Linked DNA regions of Mus musculus: all the other regions are linked to region 2. Evidence: chromatin loops called from intact Hi-C (ENCODE). Cell type or tissue: gastrocnemius. All regions are shown on one strand. Region 1 has its middle 20 kb from the start of Gm29595. Region 2 overlaps Btrc (beta-transducin repeat containing protein). Region 3 holds the start of Btrc (beta-transducin repeat containing protein).

The links. Peaks named below come from ENCODE experiments on the same cell type or tissue, not always from the same donor. Only the 100,000 strongest peaks of a DNase experiment are listed, where the experiment ranks them.
Region 1: a loop joins it to region 2, with 2.8 times the contacts of the local background. A loop is called at or near these places in 15 of 42 quality-filtered maps.
Region 3: it touches region 2 in a loop (4-fold over the local background); 7 of 42 quality-filtered maps call a loop at or near these places.

What each region holds. Positions count from the first base shown.
Region 1 is chr19:45,282,567-45,285,066 of GRCm38, forward strand. No RefSeq gene overlaps it. Among named protein-coding and RNA genes, the nearest start is that of Gm29595, 20 kb to the right of the region's middle. In gastrocnemius, a CTCF peak has its summit at 940 (motif pointing right); a DNase peak (open chromatin) is centred at 956; H3K4me3 peaks cover 322 bases.
Region 2 is chr19:45,429,953-45,432,452 of GRCm38, forward strand. The region is part of intron 2 of Btrc (beta-transducin repeat containing protein); the gene reads left to right. Among named protein-coding and RNA genes, the nearest start is that of Btrc, 67 kb to the left of the region's middle. In gastrocnemius, a CTCF peak has its summit at 1,475 (motif pointing left); no DNase peak of the experiment used is centred here; H3K27ac peaks cover 883 bases.
Region 3 is chr19:45,362,743-45,365,242 of GRCm38, forward strand. Btrc (beta-transducin repeat containing protein) reads left to right here and starts at 992. Exons shown (of 15, transcript NM_001037758.2): 1 at 992-1,144. The coding sequence starts at 1,097. In gastrocnemius, CTCF peaks have their summits at 1,230 and 1,429; a DNase peak (open chromatin) is centred at 927; H3K4me3 peaks cover 2,152 bases; H3K27ac peaks cover 1,657 bases.

The DNA of each region.
Region 1 (2,500 bases), 150 kb before region 2:
GCGCGTCTAGCACCTGGTTTAGGGGGGGAAATTCTTCCCTTGTCCAGTCTAATCCTGCTGGTCGTTCAGCCCTCAAATATTTATCAAAGGCTGGGAGACAGCAGACACTGCCCTGTGAATTCAATGATGCATAAAAATAGACTCCTCAGCTCACAATTCTCTAGCGAGCCAGAGACTAAACGCAAGAATCTCATCAACATCAAAGTACAAGTGTAGCGAAATCCTCGGGGAGGCGTCCCTGGCATTGTGAGCCCATTCAGGAGCGGGAGGGTGTGTGTGTGTGTGTGTGTGTGTGTGTGTGTGTGTGTGTGTGTGTGTGTGTGTGAGGGGGGGGGGGATGGGGGGGGCCTGGTTTAGTAGCTCAGTGAGGTTGTTCTGGGTTGAGAACTGGCATCAGAGTAGATTTTAGAAGGAGAAGGGATTAGACAGGTGAGGAGAAGGAAACACACTTTAAAGCAAGGACCCTGTGGCTGCCGAAGAGGCATGCAGAGCCCCAGGTGGAAAGTCTGGGTCTCTAAGGGAGTACAGGGGGTTGTGTTAGGAACAGACACTGGGGATCAGTAAAGGCCAATAGCCTTTAAAGATTTGGACCTATCTCCTGGAACAGACGGGTGTAGTAAACCTAGCTATGGTGGGAGCAGGTGATATTGTAAAAACAAGCTCCCAGGAGCTGTGGAGGCTCTTGAGTGGCTTCTCCGAAGCCTGTCTAAAGGAACGGTGCAGGAAACACGCAGCAGCTGAACTGCCAGGGGAGAGTCCGACAGAGGGTAAGTTGAGAAGGGCGAGCAAAAACTACGTCCATGCACAGCCGTGGTCTAGGGGAAGAGACCCTGAGAGGACCTATTAGCAAGATTCTCAGGCATCAGGGAAGAAAAGCCGGCTCCTGGAGGAGAACGCCCCACCTCTCAGAATCGAGAAGCTGTGGCAGTGACCGAGTTTGCCCAGGAGAGGGCTCCACCCTGGGGAAGATGGCTAAGTCTCAAGGATGCAGATCATCTCTGAGATCCTCTCCCAGAGAAATGATGTCCAAGAACAGGGCCCTGGGGACGCCCTGCCAGGCCTAGAGGAAAGGGAACTGGGGACAGCGGCTGGAGGCAGGCTTCACAGCACCACTTAAGGCACCTGAATAGAAAGAAGAGGGAAGGGGACCAGGAAGAGCACTGAGCCCCAGTGACCAGTTTATGAATCAGGGACAGAGAGGTGGCAAGTTTGGGTGATCCGCAAGCCAGGAAGGCCTATGGGTCCTGGGTCCCCATTCCCCAGGGGAAAGACACAATGGGTATAGTTTTGCTTCCTCCTGGATGTGGTGAGGAAAGGGAAGTGGAGCAATGGCCAGGATGATGGGAACAGAAATGACTGGAAGGAGACATCTTCCCCTCCTCTCACCCCATCCTTTTCTTTCCAAACCTCCCTGGACTGCAGAAAAATAAGGAGACGGGGAAAACGTCTTTAAAAGGATCTGGTATAGAGACGAGGAATTGGAACAGAGCCCCCATGAAGTTTTTCTATAGTTTTTATTTTGTGTATATTTATGTGTCTGAGTATTTGCTTGGAGGTATGCATGGGAATCATATGTATCTGGTCTCCACAGAGGCCAGAAGAGGACATTAGATCCCCTGCAACTGGGTTTACAGGTGTCTGTGAGCTGCTATGTAGGTCCTGGGTATTGAACCTAGGTCCTATGCAAAAGCCCCCAGGTCTCTTAACTGCTTAGCCATCTCTCCAATCACAACTTATCCTTTTTCTTTTTTCTTTTTTTTTTTTTTTTTTTTTTTTTTTTTTGACTTTTGACTTTTTGAGACAGGGTTTTTCTGTGTAGCCCTGGCTGTCCTGGAACTCACTTTGTAGACCAGGCTGACCTCAAACTCAGAAATCTGCCTGCCTCTGCCTCCCGAGTGCTGGGATTAAAGGCGTGTGCCACCACGCCCGGCTACTTATCCATATTTTAATAGTGTAAGGAGTGTTTATAGAGACCTAGGTTTACCTGAAAATGTATGTGGACATGCATTTCATCCTTTTTTTATTTTTTTTGTTTTGGTTTGGTTTGGTTTTTGGTTTTTCGAGACAGGATTTCTCTGTATGGCTCTGGCTGTCCTGGAACTCACTTTGTGCATTTCATCTTTATTCAGTCGCCCAGATGTGCTTGTTCATACACACCAACACACATGAACCTATGTAGGTGCTCACACCCACCCACTCATACATCCACATGCTCAGCATGTTACACATCTGTACTCTCAGCCATGCCCAACAGATGCAGCTGTTCACAGTGGTCCACGAGCTGTGTGTGTCATGAATACTCCCTAGTAGAGGTGACTGACTCTATACTGGTATGTGGAAATAATAGCAAATTCAGAGAGGCAACATGTGGGTAGGTGGAGGAGGCGTCCTAAGATGGGTTCTGTATATTTGAGGGTGTGCGTGTAGTAATGTGTGTGCATTTGGTCATGTGTTCATTCACTTAGCAAAGTCAGCGGGAAGCCACCATGTGCCAAGCCTT
Region 2 (2,500 bases):
AGCAAAGTTGAAGTGCTGAGTACAATGAACATCAGGCTAGAGAAAGGTTGAAAGCCAACATATTGATGAATCTTTGGACTTAAGACTAAAGTCCAATTTTAAAGCATATGTGCGAAATGTTAGAAATATATTTTTGAAGATGTTTTTATAGCGAGGGGCAGAGGAGATGGCTCGGAGGGCAAGATTGCTTGCTATGTAAGCATGAGGAGATGTGGCTTCAAATCAGCATCCACTAAGTAGCCTCATGTAATCCAAGCAGTGTGGAGGGGCGGAGGCAGGGGAATGGCTGAAGCTTCCTGGCAACCAGAGTCACTCCAGGTCTGTGACAGTTAAGAATGCTGACACTCCCACCCACCCCGCACCCTGTGTGTGTGTGTGTGTGTGTGTGTGTGTGTGTGTGTGTGTAGGTGAAACACAAAATTATAAAAAAATATAGTGAAATTGTTTTAAAGTATTGGGTACATTGAAATCTAATGTTACTTTCATCTTTTATGTGTACTTCAAGTGTTAAAAGTAAAAATGACCCAAGTTCGGCTACATTTTTGCCTTATCTTGAAAATAACCTGTATTGGAGAAGTGACATCTTCCGCTGATTGCCTTTCCAGCTACTTGCTTGGTTGTTGAACTATTTTATTTCAGGTTTGTTAAAAACACAATCCTCAGTTGCTGAGTGTTTTGACATGTCCAAGTGTAGCTAATGTGCACTTATGGGATAATGTATGACTTTATCTGGTGTTTAGAATATGCCAAAATCATCATCTTGTGAGACAAATCAGATTTCCTTGAAACATTTTTATTCTTCATGATGGATGTGAAAAGTAAAAATCTTCTCAAAGTATTTATTCCTTTGTTTAGATATATTCAATAGTAATGGATTTGCTTTCCCTCAAGTGTTTTTACTTGGTCAGAACCTTGTGAAGGGGATGATAGTGCAGATGATAGTGCAGATGCCAGGGATGCAAACCATAGGAATGGACCTGGTGGGAAGAGGGTGGCGGCGGCCTTTGGAGGTGCCCTACCTAAGTGACAGATCCTCTCTGTGGGCACTTAGACTAATCTGTGTCCTCTGAGAGAGGCATGTTGTTTCTTTATGTTCGAAGATTCCCAGTTATTTCCGTTCTTTGTGCATACAGAGGCCATGGTTGTATGTGTGTTCTTTCTGTGCTGGTCAGGAATTGTTGGGTGGGTCTGTGGCTGCCAAGGCTATGCACTCCTCTTCCACTGTGGTCCTTTGTTAATGTTTTTGCCTCCATCCTGTGGAGATAAAGAGTCTCCGTGTTAGGCAGGCGGTGGTAGGCAGGCATTATTCAGGAAACTCTTTCTTTGTCATTTATTTATGCCAGGGTGTTTTAAGAAAGCTTTGAGCTGGAGAAATGGCTCAGCAGTTAAGAGCACTGACTGCTCTTCTGAAGGGCCTGAGTTCAAATCCCAGAAACCACATGGTGGCTCACAACCACCATGATCTGACGCCCTCTTCTGGTGGGTCTGAAGACAGCTACAGTGTACTTACATAAAATAATAAATAAATCTTTAAAAAAAAAAAAAGAATGCTTTATTTAAAATTAACAAGCAAGCATGTGAGCAACCCAAGAGCGTGCACTCCTGACTGGCTTCAGAGGACCCTATGCACTGTAGCACATTTCCATTAGGAGCTGGTGCATGTGAGTTTGTTTTTCTTCTGAGCTTTTCTGCATCCTTACACACAGTTCTCTGGAGACCAGGGATGTTATGTTTTGAGATAGTTATTTAGAAAGCAGGAGAAGGGTTTTGCAGTTTATCTTCTTTTGCTGGGTGATCTGTCACCTGGCCTTAAGGTCTTTAGGTGTACAGTGAAGAGCTACTGCCTGTGTCTTCGTATGAGTTAAGCTGGAGTTCTGTGACCTGTAAAATTTGCATGACGAAGGCAGCTGTTCCTTTTCATACGTGAACTTTAAAGTCAGCTTGGTTTTTATGTGTTGGTCCATATAGTCAGGACTAAGTGAAAGCACGAGGCGTTAGCAGTCCCCTTAGATTTTCACGCTACACATAAACCTACTCGCCACTTCAAGCTAGAAAATGTAAAGGTTCATCCATAAGAGCCAAAAGCTTTATATTTGAATGAAAGCCCCTCATTAGCTTAATTTAAATGAAGCTGCTGTAGTTTAACAGCAATGTAATTTCTATCTTTTGCACAAGTCACTACTTTGTATGACTTTCTTTACTGATAGTAAACCATAAGGGACATTTCTAGTTTAATATTAATGTATTTCCCCTCGATTTTTTTAAGTAGCAGGTTGTTAATTTTTTAAGCATATCAACTGTAGCATAGTACAGTCCTTTGAGGGAAATTAGTAAAATGAGGATAAGATGGATACAGGAATCCAACAGCTTGAAAATCACTGTTTGACCAAAATCTCTTTTGTATTCCCTGCTCTGGTTCTATTTCAGTAGTCCTGGAAATGTGCCTGTGTGCTATTTGCAGCGAGATTATAAAACTGAATCATGATTTTGGTGATGGAAG
Region 3 (2,500 bases), 67 kb before region 2:
TACATCAACCTGCCTCTGCCTTTGCCTCCTAAGTGTTGGGACTAAAAGCATGTGCCACCACACCTGGCCCATTTCTGGCTTTTTTTTTTTTTTTTTGGTTTTTTGAGACAGGGTTTCTCTGTATAGCCCTGGCTGTCCTGGAACTTACTCTGTAGACCAGGCTGGCCTTGAACTCAGAAATCCTCCTGTCTCTGCCTCCCGAGTGCTGGGATTAGAGGCGTGCGCCACCATGCCCGGCTCCCATTTCTGGCTTTTTATGGCCAAAGACACTACTTATAGATTTCACTTGCTTGATAGTCATTGAATTTCATTTATGTAACACAGGACTTTGATCTCAGGGTTAGCAATGGTAGTTCATACTTTCTGAGCGCTAAACTCAAGGTTTCCTGGAGTGAGTTCTATCTGTCCCTGGCTTGCTTGGGGAGAGAAAAGGCTCTTCTGAAAAAAAAGAGGCAATAATAGCTTAGGATGTTATCGGAATCTTGCATTGATGTTGAGGCTGCTGTTACATGCACACTTGGCTCAAGTCTCTAGGTCTCAATCTTTCTGCAGATGCCAGATGTATGAACTTTAGGAGGGTCTGGTTTTCTAAAATCACAATTAGGGAGAACCAAGGACCCTGAGTTCTCTATTTTCCTAGTATTTGGAATACAGAGGAAGCGCTAGTCGCCATCTTGCTATCAAATGCCAGGCAAGGAGCCACTGGCGTCGTTTGGTAACCACGGTGACACTCCGGCTTTGCCTTCTTAGAGACTGGAAACTACAATTCCCATCAGCCGACTTCCCCTCCGGGCTCTCGAGTGCTCTACATTTGGCTTGCACACAGCCGCGACTCTACGCAGTGACCCGTGGGAGTTGCTGTTCGCCGCGTAGCCTTGCCTTTTGCCGCTGGAGCCTCCAGAACTACAAGTCCCGTGAGGCAGCGGAGTGCGCACGCGCAGAGCCGCGGTCCTCCTCGGGCCCCCTGCCAGTGCCAGGAGGTAAAAAGAGAGGGCGGGGGAAGGAAGAGGAGGCGGGATCCGGACGCTGCGTTGGCTGCGGCCTGGCACGAAAGGGGCGGCCCCGGCGGAGAGCAGACCCAGTAGTCCGGGCGATTATGGACCCGGCAGAGGCGGTGCTGCAGGAGAAAGCGCTTAAGTTTATGGTGAGGAGATGGGTGCGGGCAGGGGACTAGTGGAGGCGGCTGCGTTGGCGTGTCGCTGAGCTTAGGCCAGGGTCACCCGCTCACCGCAGGAGGGGGCAGTGGGACTGGGGGCCAAGGCCAGTGGCGAGGCGGAGGGAGGGACTGGACCTGAGCTTGGGGGAGGGTGCAGGAGGGTACAGAGGGGACCCTGGGGTGGGGGCAGCAGCTCCGCCATCTTGTGGAAGAGAGGCCAAGTGACAGCGGGAGCTCATTCGAGGTGGGGGCTCCTGGCGGCGCGCGGGGCCCCAGAGGGAAAGGGGCGTGGGGACAGTTACTGAAGAGCGGAGGAACCCGGGTGGAGAGACGCCTGTGGACGCTGGCAGGGGCCTTCCCGGTGTCAGGGTTACGGGTAAGGCCTGGGAGAGGAGGTGCACTCAGGAGTGGGGAATAGTGGAGATAGGATAATGGCAAGACAGACACTGGGGGCAGGGGGAAACTGGGCAGGGCTGGAAACTGATGGCTGTAACGGCGAAAGTGGGAAAACCATGGCTGGGAGGCAAGTATTTTTGTAGGATGGGCTGAGAAGATAGCCTTTGCCTAAGGGCTAAGGGTGGAATCCCAGTTAGCTCTACTAATGTTGGCAAACTCTGGAAGAGGCCTCATTTAAGAAGATAAGGACTCAGACCTAGGGCTATGGTGACAGTTCCTGGGAGAGAAAGACAGTGTTGATTGTGAGCTAGAATTACAAATATCAGAAAGGAGATACGTGCTCTGTTTTGAAGGAGAGGGTCAAAATTATTTGTGGTAAGGACAAAGCGATGAAAGAAATGTAGTTACAGGTGAGTGGGGACAAGGTTAATAACCAATAAGAGAAATCAAAACAAAACTTGGGCCTTCAGTGGTGAGGTAGTAAAAAGTGGGGGAAGCCAGGTGCTGTATTGCTTTCTGTGAGAAGAAAGTCCTTGGAGAAATGAGATGTGAGGAAATTTCAGAGGAAGGATGTAGGGAGTAGAGAAAGTGAGATAAGTCGGGATTGGTGGTTGCCCGTGAGTTTTAGGTTGTAGTACAGAGTGAGTATTGCATTTTTAGGGTCTGTGTCAACCCCTTAGGCCCTGTTTCTGTAACTTTGTATGGTGGTTCTCCTTTGCTGTGCTTGTCTTTGGCAACCTTGACCAGTCTGATATTTGATGCTTTTAATCTGATGCTTTCTTGTATAGCCTAGGTGTAAACCAGCCTCTAGTTACATCTAAAGAAGGATGGATGCATAGATTTTTTTTTTAAGCTTAACAGGTGGTCTTAGGGATAATGCATTATTTTCAATCAAGTCTTGTGGTTTTTTGTTTATTTGTTTGTTTGTTTTTGTTTTTTTTCAGAAGT